Regions from separate parts of the Homo sapiens genome. Here regions 1, 2, 3 and 5 are each linked to region 4. Evidence: chromatin loops called from intact Hi-C (ENCODE). Cell type or tissue: mammary epithelial cell. All regions are shown on one strand. Region 1 holds the start of APOOL (apolipoprotein O like). Region 2 has its middle 140 kb from the start of RPS6KA6. Region 3 has its middle 230 kb from the start of HDX. Region 4 overlaps APOOL (apolipoprotein O like). Region 5 has its middle 96 kb from the start of APOOL.

Region 1 (5,000 bases), 49 kb after region 4:
TCCTCTACCACTCTATTTATCTCTTTAGCTCACTTCAGCTCTTATTAGCATGGTTTTGAATAATCTGACTTCTCTAAACCTTAATTTTCATGTGTAAAATGGTAATAATACCCACCACATAAAGTTGTCTTGAGAATTAGTGAATTAACACATGTAACGTGTTTTAGCATAGTGCCTGGCCTGGAGTAAGCACTTAATAAATGATAACAGCAGCAACTTATTAATGGTGAAATCAAAGGACTGTTCAACTCTCTTCTTCTCAATGAAAACACACTATTCTGGTTTGCTTTTTGCCACTGACCATTCCTTCTGTCTCTGCACCTTCTCCATGAAGCCTCTTTTTACTCTCTTCAAACCAAGTGTGAGCTCTCTCCTTTTGAGCGTCAGAGCACTTTGTACTTCTCTTCAGGTAAGAAACTCCCCTTACTCTGAATCACAGTCATTTGTGTTATATGTGTTATATCTCCACCACTTAATCTCTTCTGTCCTCATTGCCTGGCACTTTATTCATGTAGAACATGTTGACTACCTAATATACATCAGACCTGTGCTAGGTACTACGGATACAAAGGTTAATATAATTACTGTCTTCAAGGAGCTTATAGTTTAGGTAGCTAGAACAGACAAGTAAGTAGTCTATATGTGCAGTGGAATAAATGCTTGGTTAAGAGTGTGCCCAGAGTCCTCTGGGAGCACAAACAAGAGTTATTAAAATAGACTGGCGAGGACCGGGCGTGGTGGCTCACGCCTGTAATCCCAGTACTTTGGGAGGCCCGGGGGGGGGGGGGGGTGAATCACGAGGTCAGGAGTTCGAGACCAGCGTGACCAACATGGTGAAACCCCGTCTCTACTAAAAAATAAAAATAAAAAAATTTAGCCGGGCATGGTTGGCATGCGCCTGTAGTCCCAGCTACTCAGGAGACTGAGGCAGGAGAATCGCCTGAACCCGGGAGGTGGAGGTTGCAGTGAGCTGAGATCGCGCCACTGCACTCAAGCCTGGGAGACAGAGAGAGACTCCGTCTCAAAAATAAAAAATAAAATAAAATAAAATAGACTGGGGAGATCAAGGACACTATTAAACAAGGCATTTTTGTGTTTTGCATATGGGGAGGCTGTACACAAATAGCTGCTGAATGAATGAATGAACTATAAATACAACTAGATAAGCATGGGAAAAGGCACTTTAGGCCCAGAGAAAGAGCACGTAAAAAAGCATGGCGGGGTCAAGCAAGCAGCTCAGTATCGACAGGAGGAGGGTTCCTGAGTGACAAGAGATGAGGCTGGAAAGTCTAGGTAAAATCAGATGTTCTAGACATAAGAGTATGGCCTGACCCCAGAGGGGAGATGATGACATGCCCATAAAATTTTTTAAATGCGGGGGGAGGCAAAAATCAAATTTGCATTTTGGTAGATGTACTCTGGCAACACAGAGGAAAACAGATTACATGAGAGCCAGGCTTGAGGTGGCAAGTTCAGGTAGGAGGTTGTTCAAATAACTCAGATGAAGTATGAGAACCAGAACTGTAGACGCTGCCGACTTAAAACTTCAGCGGAACTGAATTATTCATACTGTATCTCCTGCAAGCCTAACAGAATATTTTACAATTAAAACCCGCTACGTAAATATCTGTAGACTACCATTATTAAACACTACTTAGGGAACTGCAGCAAGCTGCCAGCTGAGTCACTCACTGTACACGGACTCCCAAGTAAAGGCACCTTTCCCAAGCGTAAAACTCGAAAGGAACAGGTTATTCGAGCACAGAAAGCAACAACACTATGTGTAAACCAGCGCACTGCTGAAAGACTATGGGACCTCTCTATCCTGGTCAGTTTCACCCCAAATGTTTCAACAAAGTCCTTCCATAGGGTCATGTGGCCTTGCCCTGTGCGCCGAGACAAATGCCAAGTTTATATATATATTTTTCTCTTTATTGCAGCTGAAGACCGAAACGTCTACTGCGGCTCGTCGCCTGGCCAGCCATTTTCACCCAGCCGTTTCCCAGTTTTGTACTGTGCCACTGTGTAAATCGACAACCACAGGGGATTGAGGGAGCAGCGTCCCAGGCTGATAAAACCCTAATGGGGAAAGGCAGGTGTCTTGAGGCTTCAAACGATAAAGATTGCAATTATCTCAAAACCCACCTCCACCCTGCCCCTTGTTTCAGGGCTCCTTCAGAAGTTAGTAGGATCCCTTTTACAGTTACCGGGATGCTATCGGCACCCACAGAAATTAAGCAAGTTGGTTTTCGCTTACCCTGATGGCCGCCATGTCTACAACCCTTTCGGCCAAGGTTTTCAGACGGAGAGCAGAGAGGGACAAATCAGTTCGACTAGGCTTCCCTTAGGACAGCCCCACCCCGTTACGCCCCTTGCCTGCCAGTTACCGCCTTTTCTCCGCCCTCCTCCAGCCGCCTTGGCAACTGCTGCGGTTTCGGTCAGCTGTCTTCTGGAGAAACTGTTCACCCCTGTGGTTGACCCTCCCGGTCCCAGATAAAGCCTTCCAGAACATTATCAATAGTCCAGTTGGGAGTTATTTTCCTGGGTGCAGAACTTTTAATTATTTTGTTTCGGGCATATGTGATATGTCCAGATAAGGACTTAATACCCAAATGTAGCTGCTTTAATAATTAATTATATAGTAAGAAAAACAACTTATTACCTCTGCGAAACATGGGTAAGTTCATTCATTCTAAAACTAAGTCACGGAGAGCATACTCTGTGCCGGGCAGTTGTTCGGGGCATAGACAAAACATAGTGGCTTCCTCACAGAGCTTATGATTACAGGAGTAAAAGAGACAAATGAGGCCGGCGCGGTGGCTCACGCCTGTAATCCTGGCACTTTGGGAGGCCGAGACGGGCGGATCACGAGGTCAGGAGATCGAGACCATCCTGGCTAACACGGTGAAACTCCGTCTCTACTAAAAGTACAAAAAAAATTAGCCGGGCGTAGTAGCGGGCGCCTGCAGTCCCAGCTACTCGGGAGGCTGAGGCAGGAGACTGGCGTGAACCCGGGAGGCGGAGCTTGCAGTAAGCGGAGATCGCGCCACTGCACTTCAGCCTGGGCGACAGAGCGAGACTCCGTCTCAAAAAAATAAATAAATAAATAAAAATAAATAATAAATTTTAAAAAAGAGACAAATGCTATGAAGGAAAATAAAACAGTATGGGAATGAGGTGGGAGTTTACTGGTTTATATCAATGAGAGAAAGACTCTGATAAGCTCATTTGATAAAAGTCCTGGAGGAATTTAGAGAAGAGGGTTGCATACGGAAGGAACAGCAATGAAAAAGTCCAGTGAGGCTGGAGCAATAATTTCAGAGGTAGCGAAGTAACACAGTGTAGGGGCTTTCGTGCCGCCAAAATAAATTTGGATTTTATGCTGAATAAGATGGGAAATCATTGGAGGATTTTGAGCAAAGGTGTGATGTGATCTAATTTACATTTTTAAAGGATGATTTTGGTGCTATCAGGAGAATATACTAAGGGTATATTGCAATATTCACAACAGGAGCAAGGTCTGCTGTAGGCCTCCCTGAAGGATTCTGAGGAAAGAAGATGCTCATAATATGCCCATTAACAGTCCCAATATTAATTCATGTATTCATTCATTCAATCAACAAATATTTATTATGTGCAAACTATATACTAGGCATTAGTTGATACCTATCACATTTCATACCCAAAACAGATCCTTTTTAACAGAACTGTCCTGTAAATGACAAAATTATTTTAAGAAATAATGATGAAATGAAACTAATAATACTGGCTACAAAAGAAACATTGAGTGACTATTTTCTTTTATTGAACTTAATATAAACATATACATACATATATATGCCAATATAAAAATAAAATGCAAAATAAATAGTACAGAACCAAAAAAGGAAAAAAATGGATCAAGGTGTTTTAATTGCATTAATGTATTTTTCAAAGGAAAAATACTTATATCTACATAGTGGTCTGCCACAGGAATGAATAATAATATTACAGTTTCTGTTTTTGAGCCTTAACCTCTGTGTATTTGTCAATAATTTCATCCAAATTTAACATTTCTGCATATTAAATAAATGGTATACCTAGATTTGTCAAGCTAACTTTGTTCATAACTGATTGATGCACACTTTTTATTGATTTTAATATCAGTCAGGTTTATTTCACAATAATCAACAGGCAAATAAGAAAAGTCTTAAAATTGTGAATAAGCTTAGAATAAATTTATAACAATCTTATTTCCCAAAAATTTCAGGAATTTCAATAACACCCATGTTTTGTTGTTGTAGTTGTTGTTGTTGCTTCTTTTCCAACTTTAACTTTTATTTTGGGTTTGGGTACATGTGCCGGTTTGTTATACAGGAAAATTGCATGTCAAGTGGGTTTGACATACAGATTATTTCCTCACCCAGGTAATAAGCATAGCACTTGATAGGTAGTTTTTCAATCCTCACATTCCTTCCACCTTCCACCGTCAAGTAGGCCCCAGTGTCTATTGTTTCCATCTTTATGTCTATGCATACTCACCATTTAGTTCCCACTTATAAGTCAGAACCTGCAGTATTTGGTTTTCTGTTCCTGCACTAGTTCACTGAGGATAATGGCTTCCAGCTCCACCCATGGTGCTGCCAAGGATATGATCTTATTCTTTTTTATGTTTTTGATGGCTGCATAGTATTCCATGGTATATATGTATCACATTTTCTTTATCCAGTCTACTGTTGATGGGCATTTAGGTTGAGTCAATGTCTTTGCTAGTGAGAATAGTGCTGTAATGAGCAGACCCATGCATGTGTCTTTATAGTAGAATGACTTATATTCCTTTGGGTATATACCCAATAATGGACTCCCTATTCAATAAATGGTGCTGGGAAAACTGGTGAGCCATAGGCAGAAGACTGAAACTGGACCCCTTCCTTATACTATAATAAAAAATTAACTCAAGATAGATTAAAGACTTAAATGTAAAACTCAAAACTATAAAAACCCTGAAAGACAACCTAGGC
Region 2 (5,000 bases), 1.0 Mb after region 4:
TTTGCTGAGAATGATGGTTTCCAGCTTCATCCATGTCTCTACAAAGGACATGAACTCATCCTTTTTTATGGCTACATAGTATTCCGTGGTGTATATGTGCCACATTTTCTTAATCCAGTCTATCATTGATGGACATTTGGGTATGTACCCAAAGGATTATAAATCATGCTGCTATAAAGACACATGCACACGTATGTTTATTGCAACACTATGCACAATAGCAAAGACTTGGAATCAACCCAAATGTCCATCAATGATAGACTGGATTAAGAAAATGTGGCACATATACACCATGGAATACTATGCAGCCATAAAAAAGAATGAGTTCATGTCCTTTGTAGGGACATGGATGAAGCTGGAAACCATCATTCTCAGCAAACTATCGCAAGGATAAAAAACCAAACACCGCATGTTCTCATTCATAGGTGGGAATTGAACAATGAGAACACTTGGACACAGGAAGGGGAACATCACACACTGGGGCCTGTTGTGGGGTGGGAGGAGGGGGGAGGGATAGCTTTAGGAGATATACCTAATGTAAATGACGAGTTAACGGGTACAGCACACCAACATGGCACAGGTATACATATGTAACAAACCTGCATGTTGTGCACATGTACCCTAGAACTTAAAGTATAATAAAAAATAATAATAAAAGCCAGAAAAAAAATGAATGGAAAAATGACATGAAGAAACATTTCAATTGAAGAAGATATATGGATGACAGATAAAGGGATGAAAAAAAGGAATCAACATCATTAGCCATTAGGAAAATGCAAATTAAAATCACAATAGTGCTTTGATTCAAGATAGATGACTAGATGCAGCTAGTGGACACCTCTTGCATGGAGAGGAATCAATATAGTGAGTAAATATTCACACTTATAATTGATTATCTAAGAGAGAACACTGGAATCCACCAGGGAAAGCAATGGGAATTACAGAAAGCAAAGGAGAGTAAAACCAGGCAAACTGCTGAGCTGGGATTGATATGGAGCCAGGCGAGATTCCCTGACATTGAGAAGGGGTGCTCACACTCAGTGCTCCACACTTTTGCCATGAAGTTTTATAATCATAATTACCGGAGAGCTTTTTGACTCCCACAGGCCTCCAGATAAACATGGGAAGCTGCCTGTAAGTTGCACATAGTAATTGTTTGAATTCACTTAGAGTCCTATAACTCTTAAGCCCTGAACAGCTGCTGCCCAGCACCACCCTGACAGTCCCATCTGCCTGTGTTCTGCCCTGGGGCTGCTGCTGACACTGCCACTGCTGTCACCAGTGGGCTTGGAGGGGAGTGGGGAGACCAGGCACCTTCACACACACACCAGGGACAGATACTGTCACCACTGCGGCCAGACAGAGGTGTGAGCAAGTCATGCCTCTGCACAGCTGCCTGCCTGTATAGCTCTGAGTGAGAGGGGTCTGCCTTCCCTGGTGGTGAGCCTGCAGTGCAGCTACTCTTCTCCTGCCTGAGCATTCTACTGGTATCTTGGCAACCAGTCCACCTGTCCCTATTACAATCAGCACGTGAAGAAAAGTCTACTAGTCCAGTCCCTGATCTAGTCCCTCTGGGACAGAACATACTATTTGGGGGCCTGGAGACTGAGGGATTGCCTAGACCACTTTATCACCACTGGCACCTGATCACTCCCCCAAACATCTGAGGTCAGACTGACCCAAACAGCCAACACCATCACAGCTGGCACCAACCCGCATGTGCCAAAATGTACAGCCTTTTTCTGTCTCTACACAAAGCAGCAGTGTTCCTGCATTGGAGAAAAGGTGACCCACAAAGATATTTGTATTATGCTTAGGAAAGAGGATTCTCCCTGAAGCCATTTCCATGAAGAACTGTGAGACAATCATTTTCTGTGGCTATTAGCTGCATTGTGGCCTAGAGATAGACTACAGTGTCTGACTGAATTAAGAGTCATGATTCCTGGGACAGAGGTAGGATAGAAAAACAGATCTTATCCCTTCTTCCCTTGGATGTTAAGCTGGTGCCCACCCTCCCACTGTGTGGAGACCTTGGTACATTTCAAAAAGAACTTCCACTGCCACCCCCATCAGGGTTGGTGCCTACGCTGCTTGTCATTGGCGTATTTGTGGGCAAGCATGGTAGTCCAGCTCTATCTTTGTCTCTCAAGCCCATCCTGAGGTGTGAGGGGACAAGAACTCAGGGCACCAGAGCATTCCACAGACCCGCCCAGCACCCATCACCTGAAACAACAGCGCACCTCCCAATAAACAAAGATCAAACACATACCCATCTGTTTCAGCTGCAGGTGGCGTTTACCATGGGCGCCACCTACTGGCCTACAAATTAAACTGCACAACCCAATACAAAACCTGCTGACACAAGCACACAGTACTAAGGAAAGAAAGAAGCTTTCTGAGACCTCCACAATCCTGGTACTTCAGAAGTCAGCGTGCCTGCTCATATGCCCAGTAAATCACTAGTACATGAAACATTTGAGAAAGCCACTCCACAACACCTATCTATAATGAGTGAAGCCAAATGACCATGCACAACAAACATTATAGTCACATATTCCAGGGAAATGAAAGTAAATTAAAAAATAAGAAGAGACAGCTTTTACAGTGAGAAGGAACCAGTGTAAGAACTCTGGCAGTATGAAAAAACATAGTGTTATGATCCCCACAAAGCATCACCACCTCTCTAGCAATAGATCTAATCAAAATGAGAATTCTGAAATAAGAGATAAAGAATTCAAAATATGGATTGGAAGGAAACTCAGTGAGATCCAAGAGAAAGTTAAAAACCAACACAAAGAAATCAGAATAACAATTCAGAATATGAAAGAAGACATAAATATTTTTAAATGAAAACAGAATTTATAGAAACAAAAAAATTTTGAAGAAATTATAAAACACATGTTAAAGCTTTAAAAATATGCTAGACTAAACAGATGAAGGAATTTCAGAGCTGGAAGACAGGTGTTTTGAATTAACCCAGTCAGATAAAAATAAAGAAAAACAATTTTTAAAAATGAACAAAGCATTTGTGAAATACGGGATTATGCAAAGTATCCAAAGTATGATTTACAGGTATTCCATAGGGAGAAAAAAATAAAAAGTATAAAAAACCTATTGAAGGAAATAATTCAAGAAAATTTCCCTGGTCTTGCCAGAGTTTTAGAATTCCAGATGCAAGAAGCTCAGAGAACACCTGAACTCCTGGAAGATATATTGCAAGAAGAACCTCATCAAGGTATATTGCCTTCATTCTACCCAAAATCAATGTGAAGGAAAAAAAAATCCAAAAGCAGCAAGAAAGAAGTGTCTAATCACCAATGAAGGAAGTCTTATCAGACTGACAGTGGATTTCTCAGCAAAAACCTAAAAGAAAAACAGAAGAGACTGGGTTTCTACTTCCAGCGTTCTAAAAGAAAAAATTTCAGCCAAGAATATTGTTTCAGCTAAACTAAGCTTTATAAATAAAAGAGAAATAAAACCTTTTCCACTTAAGCAAACACTAAAGGAGTTCATTACAACTAGACCAGTCTTACAAGAAATGCTCAAGGGACTTCTAAACATTGTAGTGAAAGGTCACTACCCACAATCATCAAAACATACAAAAGTTTAAAACTAACAGATATTATAAAACAATTACACAATTGAGACTACAAAGGAACAAGGTAAAAATTAACATTAAGACAGGAACAAAACCTCACATTTCAATATTAACTTTGAATGTAAGTGTGTTAAATGCTCCACTGAAAAGCACAGATTGATGAAATGGATTTAAAAAAAAAACAAAAAAACAGAATCCAAGTATATACTGCTTATAAAAAACTCAGCTAACTGGTAAAGACACTGCAGACACAAATTTAAAGGGTCAAAAATATATTCCACACAAATAGAAACAAAAAGCAAGAAGAAGTAGCTATGCTTATATTTGATAAAACAGACGTTAAATCAACAAAAGTTAAAAAAATGGTTTTTATCATTCGGATATTTGTCCCCTCCAAATGTCACATTGTAATGTAGTCCTGGAGCTTCTGCAGATAATGGCAGACAGGAGGTAGGACTAGATTGCAGCTCCAGATAGAGCAGCATTGCAAAGGCTTGCACTGTGAATTTTAGCTCCAGATCGACTGCAAGAACAAACCAGCAATCCTGAGAGTAACCACAGACCCTCTGAAGGCAGCAGACTGCTCCTGCAGGACCCAGGAGACATCTCAAATACTGATAGTGCCCCAGCTGTGGAAGTGGGAATGGGAGACCCCCGTTTTTTGAACACACACCCCCACTAGAGAAGCTGAAGTTCTGTTTGGAGAAGTTCTTGACGTTACCTGGAGCTGAGTCAAGTTAGAGAGCCCAGCCTAGCGAAATACAGGGGTGGAGGAGGCAGCAGTGAGTCCCTGGGAGCTCACTGAATCCAGGCAGCACATTATTGCTTGGCATCACAGGGATCCATCAGGAGGGAGGCCAGAGGAGCAGGCAATAAAACCTCACCAGTGAGAAGGACTTCCTTAGCTCAACTTTGTAACAATTGGAGTGGGGCGAGAAGCCTCCTGGCCAGACCTTGGGAAAGGGTGCGAATTCTGCTTGCAGACTTCACAGGCGGGGTAAGAACTAAAGTCCTTTTCTTTCACAGCTGGGGGCAGAAAGCCTCCGGCAAGTTTTCAAGCCCAACCTCCACCTGGAAACAGACTCAGGGCTGTTGTGGGTGACATGGTGTTAGTAAGACCAGCCCTTCAGTTTGTGTGGGAGCTGGGTAAGGCCTATGATTGCTGGCTTTTCCCCATTTCCCTGACAACCTGCATGACTCAGCAGAGGCATTCATAATCCTCCTAGGTACACAACTACAGTGACCTGGGAATCTCACCCCATCCCCAACAGCAGCTGCAGCAAAACCCACCCAAAGAGAGTCTGAGCTCAGACACACGTAACCCCATCCCCACCTGATGGTCTTTCCCTACCCACCCTGCTAGTGGAAGACAAAGGACATACAATCTTGGGAGATCTAGGGC
Region 3 (5,000 bases), 320 kb after region 4:
TCAAGAAGAAATAGAGAATTTGAACAGACCTATAATTGAAGAGGTTGAGTCAGTAATCAAGAACATCCAGGCTGGGTGTGGTGGCTCACACCTGTAATCCCAGCACTTTGGGAGGCTAAGGTGGGTGGATCACTTGAGTCCAGGTGTTGGAGACCAGCCTGGGCAAAATGGAAAAATCTCATCTCTACAAAAAAAATATAAAAAAAATAGCTAGGTGTGGTGGTATACACCTGTAGTCCAAGCTACTTAGGTGGGTGAAGTGAGAGGATTGCTTGAGGCTGGGAGGCAGAGGTTGCAGTGAGCCAAGATCATGACATTGCACTCCAGCCTGGGTGACAGAGTGAGACCCTGTCTCAAAAAAAAAAAAAAAAAAAAGGAGAGCACAGGACCAGATGATTTCAATAGTGAAGTCTAACAAACATTAAAAGAAGAATTAACACCAATTCTTCTCATGAAATATAAGAGAACACTTTCTAATATATACTATGAAGTCAGAATTACTCTGATTCCAAAGCCACATAAAGATATCGCAATAAAAGAATAGACCAGTATCTCTTATGAAAACAGATGCAAAAATCCTCAACACAATACTAGCAAACTTAATTCAGCAACATATTAAGAGGATTATACATCATGACTGGGATTTATCCCCAAAATGCAAGGTTTGTTTAACATGCAAAAATCAATTAATGTAATACACTATATTAATAGAATAAAAAACAAAACCACAAGGTCATATCAATACATGTGGAAAAAAATCTGATGACATTCTACACTCTTTTATGATAAAGACACTTAACAAACTAGAAACAGAACACTCTCTGATAAAAGAAGACTATAAAAACTCACAACATAAATCATGTTTAATGGTGAAATACTGGATGTTTTTCCCCTAAGAAATGAAACAATGATGGCTACTTTCTCATTTCTATTCAACATTGTAATGGAACTTCTAACCAGAGAAATTAGGGAAAGAAAAGAAATAAAAAACATGTAAATTGGAAAGAAAAAAGCAACTTTATTTGCAAATGATATATTATTGTATTCAGAAAATCATAATGAATCTACTAAAAATTATTAGTACTAATATATAATTTTGTCAAAGCTCAAGATACAAGATCAATGTTCAAAAATCAATTGCATTTGTATATGCATGCAATAGAGAATCAAAAAATTATATTAAGAAAACAATTCCATTTAGAATAGCATCAGAAAGAATAAAATGATTTGAGTCAAATTTAACAAGGGAAGTTTAAATTTACTCTAAAAATTTCAAGACATTGTGGAAAGAAATTTTAAAAGATCTAGAATTTTTTTTTTTTTTGGCAGATTAGAGGCTTTTGTTGTTCCTTAGCCACTTGGAAATAGCAAGATAATGTCAGAGGCGATTAACCAGAGCAACTCCATCTTGAGTAGGGGCTGGGGGAAATGAGGCTGAAACCTACTGGGCTGCATTCTCAGATGGTTAAGGCATTCTAAGTCACAGGATGAGATAGGAGATCGGCACAAGATACAGGTCATAAAGACCTTGTTGATAAAACACGTTGCAGTAAAGAAGCTGGCCAAAACCCACCAAAACCAAGATGGCTACGAGAGTGACCACTGGTCATCCTCACTGTTACAGTCCCACCAGCGCCATGACAGTTTACAAATGCCATGGCAACTTCAGGAATTTACCCTTTATGGTCTAAAACGGGGAGGCATAAAAAATCCACCCATTGTTTAGCATATAATCAAGAAATAAATAACCATAAAAATGGGCAACCAGCAGCCCTTGTGGCTGCTCTATGGAACAGTCATTCTTTTATTCCTTTATTTCTTAATAAACTTGCTTTCACTTTACAGATTCACCCTGAATTCTTTCTTGTGCAAGATCCAAGAACCCAGTCTTGGGGTTTGTATCTGGACCCCTTTCCGGTAACAATAGTGCATAAAGATCTATTCTGAGAGCTTTAATTCAAGATGGAAAAATGGAAATCCACCTGAGTCATGAAGGACACCCCAGAACCTGGGGGAGAGTACATCAGCAAACAGCTTTCTTGATGTCATCTGGCTGATTAAAAGAATTTGGTGCAGGGGAATCCTCTCTGCTCCACACCAGGCAGATCTCCATGCATTTGGAGTACCTGCTTACCTGGATCAGCATTCTGACATTCCCCACTCTTCCTGTGCAGAGACCCTGGTGCATAAAGGCTCTCTCTGCTTTATGCCCAGGCATATCTCCAGGCATTCAGAGCATCCACTCATCTAGCTGAGCAGTCTCAGCTGCCCCACTCTTCCTGGACATAGATTTGGTGCTGTGAGGCCCTCTGCTACACACTCAGGCAGATGAGCACCTGCTTGCCTTGTTCAGCCGCCTGAGTTTCCCCACACCTCTTGTGTAGAGATCCAGGCATGTGATCACCCAATCTCATGGATTAGGAGTTTAGGCCACCTCTTAATCTCATGCAGAGAACTTGTCATTGAGGATGTTTCCTAACTTCACACCTAGGTACACCTCAGTGCTGCCCACTAAATTCTCCTTCAGAAGAGGTTCTTGTGTCGGCCACTGGGGGACCTGTAGGCAGATCTGCCTAGTCTGGCCCCACTCCTTGTGGCCACAAACCCCCTGGGGCTGAGCAGGAAGCTAAGACCTCTGTATATTCCCTAAATAAGCTCAATGCCCAAGGCAACAGAGAGCATCTGCCAGTAAACAAAGATCAAGTATACAGCCCGCCATGTAGGCCACAGCTAGCTCTTACCCATGAGTGCCATCTACTGGCTCGTAGGTTAAACTGCACAGCCTAAAATAAAGTGCATAGGACTATAGAGACAAAGCCAAAAGACTACCCAGTATTCTCTACGGTCGCACCTGCTAGAGACAGGTAGAAAGGGGAAAGGAAAGAAAAAAATAAAATTATAGGAAAGGAAAGAAAAAGAAAAAAATTCACCCACACGAAAATAGTTACAAAAATAAGAAGTGTCAGCATCTCCAAATGAGAAGGAACCAGCATAAAAAATCTGGCACCATGAGAAATCTGAAGATAGTGAAGCCACCAAAGGATCGCACTAGCCCTCCAGCAATGGTGTCTAACCAAAATAGAAACTCAAAAGTGACGCTTAAAGAATTCATAGCACAATTTGCAAGGAAGTTCAATGTGATCGAAAACAAGGTTGAAAATAAGCACAAAGAAAAATCTAAAGCAAACCAGGAAATGAAGGAAGGGATAAACATCTTAAAAACAAACCAATAAGAAATTCTAAAATTGAAACCTTCACATAAGGAATTTCAAAATACAATGGGAAGCTTTATCAGTAGGCTGCACCAAACAGAAAAAAGACTTTCAGAACTTGAAGACTGGTCTTTTGAACTAACCCAGTCAGAAAAATAAAGAAAAAATAATTGTTACAAATGAACAAAGTTTCCAAGAAATATGGGATTATGTAATATGACTAAATTTAGGAATTATTGGCCTTCCTGAGAGAGGAAAACAAGCAAACAACCTGGAAAACATATTAGAGTCATTCAAGAAAATTTCCATAATCTTGCTAGAGAGGTAGACATCCAGATTCAAGAAATACAGAGAACACCTGCATGGTACTATATAAAATGAACATCACTAAGGCATATAGTCATCAGACTGTCCAAGATATATGCTAAAGAAGAAATCTTAAAGGCAGCTGTAGAAAAAGGTCAGATGACATACGGAGGGAGCCTCAACAGGCTAACAGAAGACTTCTCAGCAAAATCCTTACAAGCCAGGAGAGATTGGAGGCCTATATTCAGTATCTTTAAAGAAAAGAAATTCCAACCAATAATTTTTTATCCCACCAAACTCAAGTTCATAAATGAAGGAGATATAAAATATTTTTCAGACAATCAAGTGCTAAGGGAATTTGTAACCACTACACAAGCCATACAAGAGATCCTTGAGAGTTCTAAAATAGAAACAAAATAACAATACCTGTCACCACAAAACACTCCTAATTACATAGCCCACAGACACTATAAAGCAACCACACAATAGAAACTACAGAGGAACTAGCTACAAAACCTCACATATTAATAATAACCTTGAATGTAAATGGTCTAAATGTCTCACTTAAAAAGCACAGAGTGGCAATCTGGATAAGAAAAATCAAGACCCATTAATTTACTGTCTTCAAGAGAACCATCTCACTTGTAACAAAATCCATAGGCCCAAGGTAAAGGGTTGAAGAGTCATATTGCAAATGCAGAACAAAATACAGCAGAGGTTATCATTATACTTAGATAAAACAGACTTTAAACCAGCAATAGTAAAAAAGGAAAAAGAAGAGCATTACATGATGATAAATGGTTCAATTCAACAAGAAGAGTTAACTATCCTAAATATAGATGAACCCAACATTGGAGCACTGGGATTCACAAAAAGAAGTACTTCTAGACCTATAAAGAGACTGAGACAGCCACCTGATAATAGTGGGAGACTTCAACACCCCACTGTAAACATTAGACAGATCATTAAAGCAGAATACTAACAAATAAATTCTGGAATTAAATGTGACACTTGGCCAATTGAAACTAATAGACATCTACAGATTACTCCACCCATCTACTACATAATTTACATTCCTCTCTTCTGTACACAGAATATACCCCAAGATTACATAGAAATTAAACAACTTGCTCCTGAGTGATTTTGGGTTAACCATAAAGTTAATTCATAAATAAATCTCTGAAATAAATAAAAACAAAGTCACAATATACCAAAATCTCAGGATGCAGCAAAAGCCATGTCAAGACAAAATTTATATTATTAAATGCTTACCTTAAAAAGTTAGAAAGATCTCAAATTAACAGTCTAACATCACACACAAGGGAACTGGGAAAACAGGAACAAATTAACCTGAAAGCTGGCAGAAGTAAAGAAATAACTAAAATCAGGGCAGAGCTGAATAAAATTGAGACCCAAAAATCCAAACAATCAATGAAACCAAAAGTTAGACTTTTGAAAGGAAAACAAGATTGATTGATAGAC
Region 4 (5,000 bases):
ACACTTTTCTATCATAGTTAATTATTTAATGGCAATCACATATTTAATCCTATTCCTCATGATTGATGAGGAATATAATTTTGAATTTATTCCTAATACATTAAATAATGACAATTCAAATACAGGTCATCAACTTCATGGAAACATTCAACATTTTAGCTCATCTTTCTATCTCCTATACATATTTATTATGACAACTGGCATAAGCCAAGAATATTACAAAGCTATATCTGTTGCCAAACACCATTAACAAGCTAAAGAGTCAAGTATAATTGCTTTTTAACCATTAGCTTAAATATTCCAGGGTTAGTGATTGCTATAACATTTCCTAGCAATTGACAGCAAAATACAATGTATTTTAACAGCAAGTAGCACTTAAACTAATTAGCAACAATGGAGACATGTTTTTAATTTATGCTTTATGATATATAATATAGACTTTGTAGTTAAAACAGACCTCAGTTTGTATCCTGGCACTACCACTTACAGTTACGTAAGCTCGATAACCTACTTAACCTTCCTAAACCTCAGTTGCCCTCATCTGTAAAATGGGAATAATTATAATACCAATACTAACATAATTGTGACAAAAATTATGTAAAATGCTAAGTACAACACCTTAGCCAATAATAACTGCTGAATAATGAATATTACTGCTTTGCTATTAATCAATAATCAACAAATAATCAATAAATTAATCAATAAATTGCTATAGAGAGTACCTTCTGAGTTGGTAAATGCATGATAATGGGTAACATACCAAGTTTATTTTTCTCACATTTAAACAATGCAATTTAAAAACACAATAAAACATTTCTAATTATCTACTCACCTACCTTTTCCAAATTGTACTGTATCCATTATCCCATTTTTCACAAAGACATAAACACCCTAAGCAAAAAAAAAGGGGGGGAAGACATCTGCATTTTTGAAGCTGTTGATAATGAGATAAAATTGCCTGCATCTCTGAGATTATATTAAAAGGTTGACTTAACATTATGCCCAAATCTAAATCCAGCTTTCCTATGTATTCACTACCAGCTTGTTTTCATTTCCTGCTTTTCATTCTATTTAACATGGATAACATTTATATCATTTTTCTCATATAAATGGATAATGTGCCTATGAAATAATCAGAGCAGAAATGATACTGAAAAAAATATTTATCATCTTATTTTATAATGACCTAGAAAAATAAATGGAATTTAAATAAAGAAGAAGGGAGGTATATTTCAGTTTAGAAGCAACATCTGATTAATAAAGTTGCAATAGCAACAACATAATGATTTGTGGAGGGAAAAAAAGAGCAAAAAGCCTAAAGCAAAGGGCTTCATCTTCCTCCCTTTTCTTAGTGTGCATTAGAATGAGAAAAAAATCTAAATTACCTCAGGACAGAAATCATCCTACATAGACCAGTGTTTATCCTGTTTTTAAATCGGAACATAAATTCTCTAGAAATCAAAACTATGTTAATACATCAGAGGAATTAAAGTTTTAAAGCAAATCTTTAACTTTACCTGTTTCTAACTGATTTATTTTAGTGCAAAAGAGTGTTAAATATATTTATTGAGTGCTAGGTATTACCTCACTTAGATAAGAAAAAAAAGGAAGTCACAAAATGATTTACTCGTGGTCATATTGTACTCTGTTGATGGAACCAGAAAACACAATCCTTCTCTGAACTAGCTGCTATGAAACCATGGGATAAAAACAAGAACAAAAGAGACTTTCAAAGCAGAGAAAACAGATATTATTATATTGGACAGGGAAGAAATAAGTTTTTGTTATAGAGATAGCTTGGTTTTGTAATTTTGTCTTACATATTTTAATGGTTATCAGAGAGATGCAGAGGTTCATCTTGGTTTAAAATTGTACAAATCAGCATAAACGCTAACTGCTATTGAACTACTTTTCTGTAGGGACTGTCTTGAGAATATTTCACCTTCAAAGTTAAAATACCTATTGACCAGTCGATTGGGAATCATTTAACCATTAAGGAAGAAAATTAGTCATCTTTCAAAAAAAATTTTTCTTAGCTCTGCTAAGGAATTCATTTTTACCACATGGGGTCAGTGCTACCTAAATTTCAAAACACTAAGCTAGCAGGAGTAGAAATTGAATTTGCTCTACATGATTCAAGCTTTAATGTGGAACGAATTTGAGTCAGACATAATTTTTAAAGAATGGATTACATTTTTAGGGGAAAATTAGGAAAAAAAATTGTTTACATTTAGGACAAAATGCACTGGAAATTGCCTTTCTTCAACCTATTTGTTTGAGCATATTAATGGAATAAAACATTCTTTTGAATCTTAAATTGGATGACAGTTACAATAGCAATTTAAAGACCTCTCAGGAACATTTTATCTCACTGAAGAAAAATTTCAGAACATTATGGAAAATTACATCTCAGGAGGCTTAAGTCTGAATCATCTAGCTATTGGCACATAGTCATAGGGGCATGATTCAGACCATAATTGGTTAAGGTATTTCCCTCTTAGATCAAACTATTAATAGTGTGTAGTACAACTAGTACCATAAGAATTGTATGACAAACACAAGTTTTCAAAAATAACATCATGTACTTATCAGATATTTGAAATATTATCTGGAATTACCAGAGTTCATTGATTTGGTATTTCACCTAAGCACAAATTATTTTTCATAAGTTCATTAGATTTCTTTTTAAAGATAATGGATAGAAACTAAAAAGAACAATGATTCACCATCAGGCTATATTTGGGGAAAAGTCGCATGGTTACTAGGTTAGAATGATGAAAACACTGGTACCAACATTAAGATACTGACACTGGAGATGCTAACACAATGATGTTTATGTGATGATAATGAAACATTAGTGTTGCATCAGCTTACTCCACCACTCTGCTGATGGATATTGCTGATTGAAGGCTAAGCATTAAAGTCACGTGTATTCTACTTTGCCCAATAGCTTACTGTAGTTAGAATGGTCTTATGAGCTAACGCCAACAAGTAAATAACACTTTACTTAGCCAAAGAAGAAAATATTCAGAAGTAATCTCAGAACTTCACATAAAAAGTGAGTGACACTGTGTACATGCTAGGTGACATAAATCCTTGCTGAACTACTTTAATCTATGCAGTAGTGGTAGAGTAGGTTCAATATAGCCACAAATTATTTGCTGCTACTTCTACTGAGAGTTGGCATCTAATTCCCTTCCCTTTAAAACTGAGCTGGCCTTAGTGACTTAACAATAGAATGCTGTAGAAGTGACTTTCTTGGATATCTGATGATAGGCAAAAAGCCTGGCAAATTCTGCCTAGGGCCACTTGTAACATTGTCTTTAGGAGCCCTGAATTACCCAAGTAAGTTATATCTGACCTATTTGAGATCACCATGCTTGAGAGGCCACGTGTAGGTGTTCTAGTCAATAATCCCAGCTGAACCCAGTCATCCAGCCATCCTTAACAAGGTGCCAGAGATGCAAATAAAGCTGTCTTGGACTGTCTAGATCAGCTCATTTGCCAGATGAACCCCACTGGGCCACCTCTGTCAATGCCACATGCAACAGACAAATCACCTGTCTGAACTCAGATCAAATTCATGACTTACAAAATCATAAGATGTAATATAATGGTTGTGGTTTTAAGCCATTAAGTTTTGGATTAGTTTTCTACACATCAGTAGGTAACTGGAACAATTAATCAGAAATCTCTGATATTAAACCACTATCAGAATTGACTTACCTTGCACCAGCCAATGTAACAACCAGTTGCAGTGCGGATGGAAGCAAAGCCCATTTGTAAATGACCAGGCTGCTCTTCAACATATTTAGACTGGAGCGGTGGTGCAGTATATATGGGGAGCTACAGGCAAAAAATGTTCATGTCAAAAACATAAAATAGCTGGACTGTCCATAACAGCGGTATGGCAGAACAGGAATCCTCATCAGCCTTCTTTCTAAAAACAACTAAAAATGCTGATAAAATACTTTTAAAAAACCATCTTAAATACAGGAATGATGTGGTAAACTGTTTATAAAGACCGTTTAAAACCCAGAAATTAAAAGATGCCAAATATAATATAATCCAATGGTTCTACTCCTATGTATATTTAGAGAAACTACTGTCTTTGCACACCCAGAGTTAGTATAATAACGTTCACAGCAACATTTTAATTACAACCAACCCAATGTCCATCCACAGTAAAATGGATCCTTTGGGGTATATTCGTACAAAGAAATATTAGAAATTAGGGGGTAAATATAAAAATTACAGCAACATGGAAAAATTTGGATGAATTTCAGGAATATAAGGTTACTTAAAAAAAACATTGCTTAGCAATACAGACATATAAGGTAAAATTAAAAAGTAAAGGAGGGGAATAATAGTAAAAATTCAGGGTAATGGTAACCTCTGAATGGAATGAAATGGAAACACAGAGGATTTTGTTTTCCTTTAAATTGGGTGCTAGGTATACGGTTGTACATCATTATCATCATCATATTATTATTCATACCTTTCATATTTTGAACAGCCTTTTGATTCTAATTAGTATTTAATAAAAACAAACATACACAAAAGAACAATGAAAAACTTAACCAGGTAGGGACTTACTTCCTTTAAAAAAAAATTTTTTTTTTTTTTTTGCTTTTATATTTAGGGTATAAATCCTCCTATGAAGCCTGGTGTTTGAGGAAGATAGAACTGGGAAGAATCAAGTTTACAAATCAACATCAAGGGAACTAGATGATTAATGACTTTGGATTTGCTCCTCTACCAACAACAAACATGAAACTATAGTTAACACTATATTGTTTTCTTGAAAAATGCTAAGAGTGGGTATAAAATGTCCTCAACACAAAAATGATAACTATTCAAGGTAATACATATGTAAATTAGACAGATTTAGTCATTCCACAATGTATATATACTTCAAAGCATCATGCTGTACAAGGTAAATGCATACAATTTTATGTCAGTTTTTTTATCTAAAGTTAAAAAATAAATAAAACATAAGA
Region 5 (5,000 bases), 140 kb after region 4:
CTTTCCTTAGGCCAGTGGTTCTCAGAGACCTGGGATCACCAGCGTGGTCATTACCCAGGAGCTTGTTAGATAGGTGAATTCTCAGCCCGCACACTAGACTTACTGAGTCAGAAACTTCAGGAATGGGCCCCAGCAATCTGTGTTTTAATAATCCCTCCAGTTTATTTTGATGGATGTTCATGTTTGAGAACCACTGTCCTAGCTGTTCTCACCTATCTATGCCTATGGCTTCAAACACCATTTCAATGCAGATAACTCACAAATTATCTCCAGTTTAGTCCTCTTCTCTGAGCTCCAGGCTAAGAGGAAACTATGTGAAACTCCCTAGGATGTCTCACAGATACCTCTAACTCTACACGTCCACAGACCAAACTCTTAGTCTCGTCCTTAAAATTCTGGTCCTCTTCCAGTGTTCCATATCTCATTGAAAATTACAATGAAATCCATCTTGTTATATAAGCCAGAAGCCTAGAAGTCATCCTTGACACATTATCTCCCTCAATTCCTGTAGCCAAGTTGTTGATTTTACTTCCTAAAGGTATCTTGTATATATCCACTTGTTTTGTTTCATTCCCACCATTCTAGCCTCTAACAGGCTCTTATGTACGTGCTTAATCCAAATGAGAAGAAAAATAAATAAGTGCCCATTTCCCACAACTTAAAATTTTCTTTTCTAAAATGTGCCTTATCCTAAGGACCAAACACTTTCAATTAAGGCTGTGTGATATCCATTAAAAACAGCATAAAACACAAAAAGATTTATATAGAACAAAACAATATCATTAATACTGTAAAAGGCTATCTTATGTGCAAATGTACAATTAAACAATAATGTCCTTAACAATCTTGCTTCTCGTATATTGGGTCACTACATGAACACTTTCTCCCATAATTTACCTAGATCTGGAATTTTTTTTAAAAAAAGTTTGCTGCATCAACAACAGCTGACCTTTATTACTCATTAATTTTCTTCTTATGCAATCTCTGCCAGTAAGTCAACATTTGATGCACAATATCCATTATCCTTGGTATGATTCTGTTTGAGTATACTACTACTGAAACTAAAATAGTCAAACTCAAGTAAGGATATGCCCTGCTCAGACTTCAAGTCTTTTGTTTTTACTCTGTATTTAAATCAAATTCAGTGAATGTTCTTTCTCTATATATCAATGTTTCAACATTTTTCATAGTCAGATCCTTCAATGTGTCAGTGTTCCTGTTCCCTAATTTTAAGTATTTTAAAGCCACTATATTTCTGTGCTGTTGTTGTTTTTTATAGTAAGTATAAATCTACTGCAATTGACAAAAGGTTTATCCAAACACAATTCTTATTAAAATTAAGAAATTCAGCAATTGAGTGATAATCCAGCAGTGGAAATTCAAAGTTACTCTTATAGCTTAAGGCACTTAGGTTGTTTCCAAAAGGCAAAGGGAATTATGATGTTAAAAAATAAATAATTCAACATAGTCTAGGTTAAAAGTGTAGGTTATACCTAAAAAGGAATTGAAGTCGAACATAATAGCAGCAACAATAAAAAATGGGGATATTCCTCATTGTTTGTGCAAGTAGTAAACTAAAAATATACCATGATCCTTGCAATAAATGTATTCACAAGAGATGCGTGTCATTCCTATTTGTTTCTAAATCATATATTCTCACTGAAAAATGGTTACCTTATAGGCAAAGTATCATTAGTCTAAAAAAATCTCACTACTTTAAAAAAAGTCAGTTATTAAGTAAAGGTTACTTTGTAATGTGATTATTTTATAATGTGAGTTATCAATTATTAATTTATCTGCTTTAAAATTGAAATTTTCAGTCTGTTAAGTATTTATACATTAGAAAACATTATAAACTTGAATAGAAATATTTCTTCTCTGCAATTCCATAATATTGGTATCACAGAATCAGCAATAGTATCTTTATATAATCTAGCAGAATAACCCACTTAGTCTACTAGGATAGTCAATGTAAATTATGTAGTTCATTTTCCTTATATAGACTTAAATTTAGTCTAATAGGGCAAAATATCCCTTAAGAAGGGTAATAAATAATCTGACTCCACTTTAGATATTTGATTGCTGATAGTTTTCAAGCTCTACCCTCCTCCCTCTCCCTCATATGCTAGAAACTTAATCCCAGCCTCAGCTCCTAAATATTAGAAAAACTAAGCTTTTTTTTTTTTTTTTTTTTTTTTTTTTTGAGACAGAGTCTCACTCTGTCACCCAGGCTGGAGTGCAGTGGTGCAATCATGGCTTACTGAAGCTTCGACCTCCTGGGCTCAAGCGATCCTCCTACCTCAGCCTACCAAGTAGCTGGGACCACAGATGCCTGCCACCATGCCCTACTAATTTTTTAGTTTTTTATGCAGACAGGTTTTCCTTATGTTGTGCAGACTGGTCTTGAACTCCTGGGGTCAAGAGATCCTCCTGTCTGAGCCTCCCGAAGTGCTGGGATTACAGGCCTGAGCCACCACACCCTGACCTCAAGTTATTTTTGGATCGGCAGGAATGCCTGTCTTGCTCTCCCCGGAAAGCATCATTATGCAAATAATAAACATTTTCATAGTGTCCTGGTGTGTATGTGGTGTCTTGACCTCTTAACCAAAGTTGAGGTTGAGGGTGGGGGATTCATTCCACCTCTGTGGCGTGACCAACATATGAAACACTGATTAAAAAGGAAAGGTATAGTTCTGAGCAAAATAAAGAAATATAGTACTGACAATGATTCACCAAGTCCTGTATTAATTTGGTTTCTGTTTTCCAAAACCAAAATATAGGTAAATATTAGAAAGAAAATAATCTTATGGTGTCCACTAGATGGCAGGGGCCAACTTTTATTCCTAGGAATTTCCATTCTAGAATACCCAAAGTTTTCAGTCCAGGGAGCTATCTGTTAACAATATACATGAATTTGAGGGTAAATTGTTAGAGATGTGATTAATACGACTGTTTATTCTTTTTACCATTTAGTGAATTACCCCTAGTGTCAAATGACCTGGGCTTTTGAGTAGCTAAATCTCTTCCACTTTGAAAATAAGAATGGGTTTCTTTTGCCCTTCCTCATCTCCTTCACTGGTAGATAAATCACTCCTCCACATCACGGGACAAATGTAAAAGTTACAAGCTCTTTCAGGGCAATATCTTACACACAGGTAAGTACTGTCTAGACATACTCTCTAGTCCACATTAATGAAAAATTATGCAATCTTATAGTTGGAAAGCTACTTAAAAAAAGCAATTTGTTTCTACTTCTTACTTCAGGCTTGAATACTTAAGCCTCCAGGACACAGTTTAAGATATTAAAAGGTGGAAACTATATCACTTTCCTCAATAGCCAATTCTGGTCATATATTTTATTTTATAGATAATTCAAGCTCTCCAGCTTCAACTTAAACACGTATTTTTGCAATTTTATTTTTAATTTTCAACTGCCTTTTTGTATAATTTTTTAAAAATACTAAGTTGTAATAATTATGTAACTCTACCACTAAAACACACTGATTTATTTAACTTTTCTTCATGGAATCTATTTTTATATCCCTGTGATTAGGATTTATTTCTCTTCCCTGAATCATCCCAAGTTTCATTTCATCTGTTCTGAAGCTATATAAACTATATGCTATGACTTATATGTAATGTATATCATATATTATTGTATTTCTTATATATTATATATAATTATATATTATATACTAAGATATATAATAGTAAGAATATAACCTAATAGAGAAAGTATGACATCTAGTAACTTATAGATACTTATCTCTTCAATATCTCCTAGTACTATACTGGTATTCTCCAAACATCTTAATTTTAGCACTTATATAATAAACTAAATGGATGACTTTGGCTTCCAAAGCTTTTTTCTGCTATTTTGATGGTGGTAGATTTTTTCCAAGTTCTTCGACTGAGTTTCTTCAAAATTTGTTACAACCATTAACATAATTTATCATACATATTCTAGAATATTAGCCCAGAGCAGAAGCAGAAGTCATTCTATTTCTTTTTGATCCATTGCCTGATTTCCTATAGGTCCTTGGTTGTAGAACTAAGTTAATGTATGTGGTTTTATTAAGTCAACAAAAGGGAAAAGAACAATTTGATGCTGATTGATTCTTCTCCCAAGCTTGCTGATGATTTTATGCACACATTCTTTAATTATAGGAATCTGGCTATAGGATGGGCAGCATATCATTTGAAGAACATTGTAAATTAGTAGGTATTGTAATATAGTAAGTTAGAAAAAGACTTGATAAAAATATATAAATCCTATGACTCTTCCCCCAAAGAAAGGTAACTGGTAATTTTAATATTTTGCAGATAAAATGAAGAAAGGTGAAAAATGAACTAAAGTGGTAAGCTAATTTGAAAGTAATAGAACTATTGTGTTAATCTTATAGAATCTATTATTCATAAATTCCAGTCACAGCATAATGCTGGAACACCGGTATTCTGGACAAACTATTTGAAAATTTAAAATTATATATGTACCTTACATTATATTTCTATTGTACAGTGCTGATCTGGACTTTGAACTTAAGGATGTATTTGTTGGTTTCTTCTGCAACATGGAGCCAAGTCAATTTGGAATTCAGGTGGATATATAAAATCATCTCAGCCTTGATATTCTACAAAAGAAATGGAAAAGGGAAAGAAAAAAAGGATGTAAAGAAAAAACTGAATAGAGTGTGTTAGCCATTGAAATGAAGAGCCAAGAGCCAGGTCACCAGAGTGATAATGAACAACAGTTTTGTAGACTGTTTATTAAAGAAAGAATGCAGTTTGCTTACCATGCATTTGAGATATTAGGTTGGTGAAAAAGTAATGGCAAAAACCACTATTACTTTTGCATCAACCTAATATTAATAGCTTTCTGCAAAGTGAATGGACCATGAATTTAGTAAACCAGCTATGGTAACAGCATACTCTTAAGTTAATGACTACACAGAATTACTTCAAAATACACAAATAGTTCTCAACATCAATAGGGCATGAAC

What was found. Hi-C counts contacts between places; a loop is a spot of excess contacts. Peaks named below come from ENCODE experiments on the same cell type or tissue, not always from the same donor. Only the 100,000 strongest peaks of a DNase experiment are listed, where the experiment ranks them.
Region 1: a loop joins it to region 4, with 11 times the contacts of the local background. A loop is called at or near these places in 4 of 110 quality-filtered maps.
Region 2: it touches region 4 in a loop (24-fold over the local background); 10 of 110 quality-filtered maps call a loop at or near these places.
Region 3: a loop joins it to region 4, with 22 times the contacts of the local background. A loop is called at or near these places in 44 of 110 quality-filtered maps.
Region 5: a loop joins it to region 4, with 14 times the contacts of the local background. A loop is called at or near these places in 5 of 110 quality-filtered maps.

The regions. Positions count from the first base shown.
Region 1 is chrX:85,001,185-85,006,184 of GRCh38, reverse strand. It overlaps APOOL (apolipoprotein O like), which reads right to left and starts at 2,308. Exons shown (of 9, transcript NM_198450.6): 1 at 2,258-2,308. The coding sequence starts at 2,272. In mammary epithelial cell, no CTCF peak of the experiment used is centred here; a DNase peak (open chromatin) is centred at 2,374; H3K4me3 peaks cover 1,598 bases; H3K27ac peaks cover 1,836 bases.
Region 2 is chrX:84,043,899-84,048,898 of GRCh38, reverse strand. No RefSeq gene overlaps it. Among named protein-coding and RNA genes, the nearest start is that of RPS6KA6, 140 kb to the left of the region's middle. RefSeq lists enhancers at 1,950-2,516, 4,427-4,927. In mammary epithelial cell, a CTCF peak has its summit at 2,314 (motif pointing left); no DNase peak of the experiment used is centred here.
Region 3 is chrX:84,727,661-84,732,660 of GRCh38, reverse strand. It overlaps the pseudogene TEX16P. Among named protein-coding and RNA genes, the nearest start is that of HDX, 230 kb to the right of the region's middle. In mammary epithelial cell, a CTCF peak has its summit at 2,748 (motif pointing left); no DNase peak of the experiment used is centred here.
Region 4 is chrX:85,050,235-85,055,234 of GRCh38, reverse strand. APOOL (apolipoprotein O like) reads right to left here. Exons shown (of 9, transcript NM_198450.6): 3 at 3,727-3,846; 4 at 837-891. Among named protein-coding and RNA genes, the nearest start is that of APOOL, 49 kb to the right of the region's middle. In mammary epithelial cell, a CTCF peak has its summit at 2,060 (motif pointing right); a DNase peak (open chromatin) is centred at 2,444; H3K27ac peaks cover 2,121 bases.
Region 5 is chrX:84,905,362-84,910,361 of GRCh38, reverse strand. No RefSeq gene overlaps it. Among named protein-coding and RNA genes, the nearest start is that of APOOL, 96 kb to the left of the region's middle. In mammary epithelial cell, a CTCF peak has its summit at 2,837 (motif pointing right); no DNase peak of the experiment used is centred here.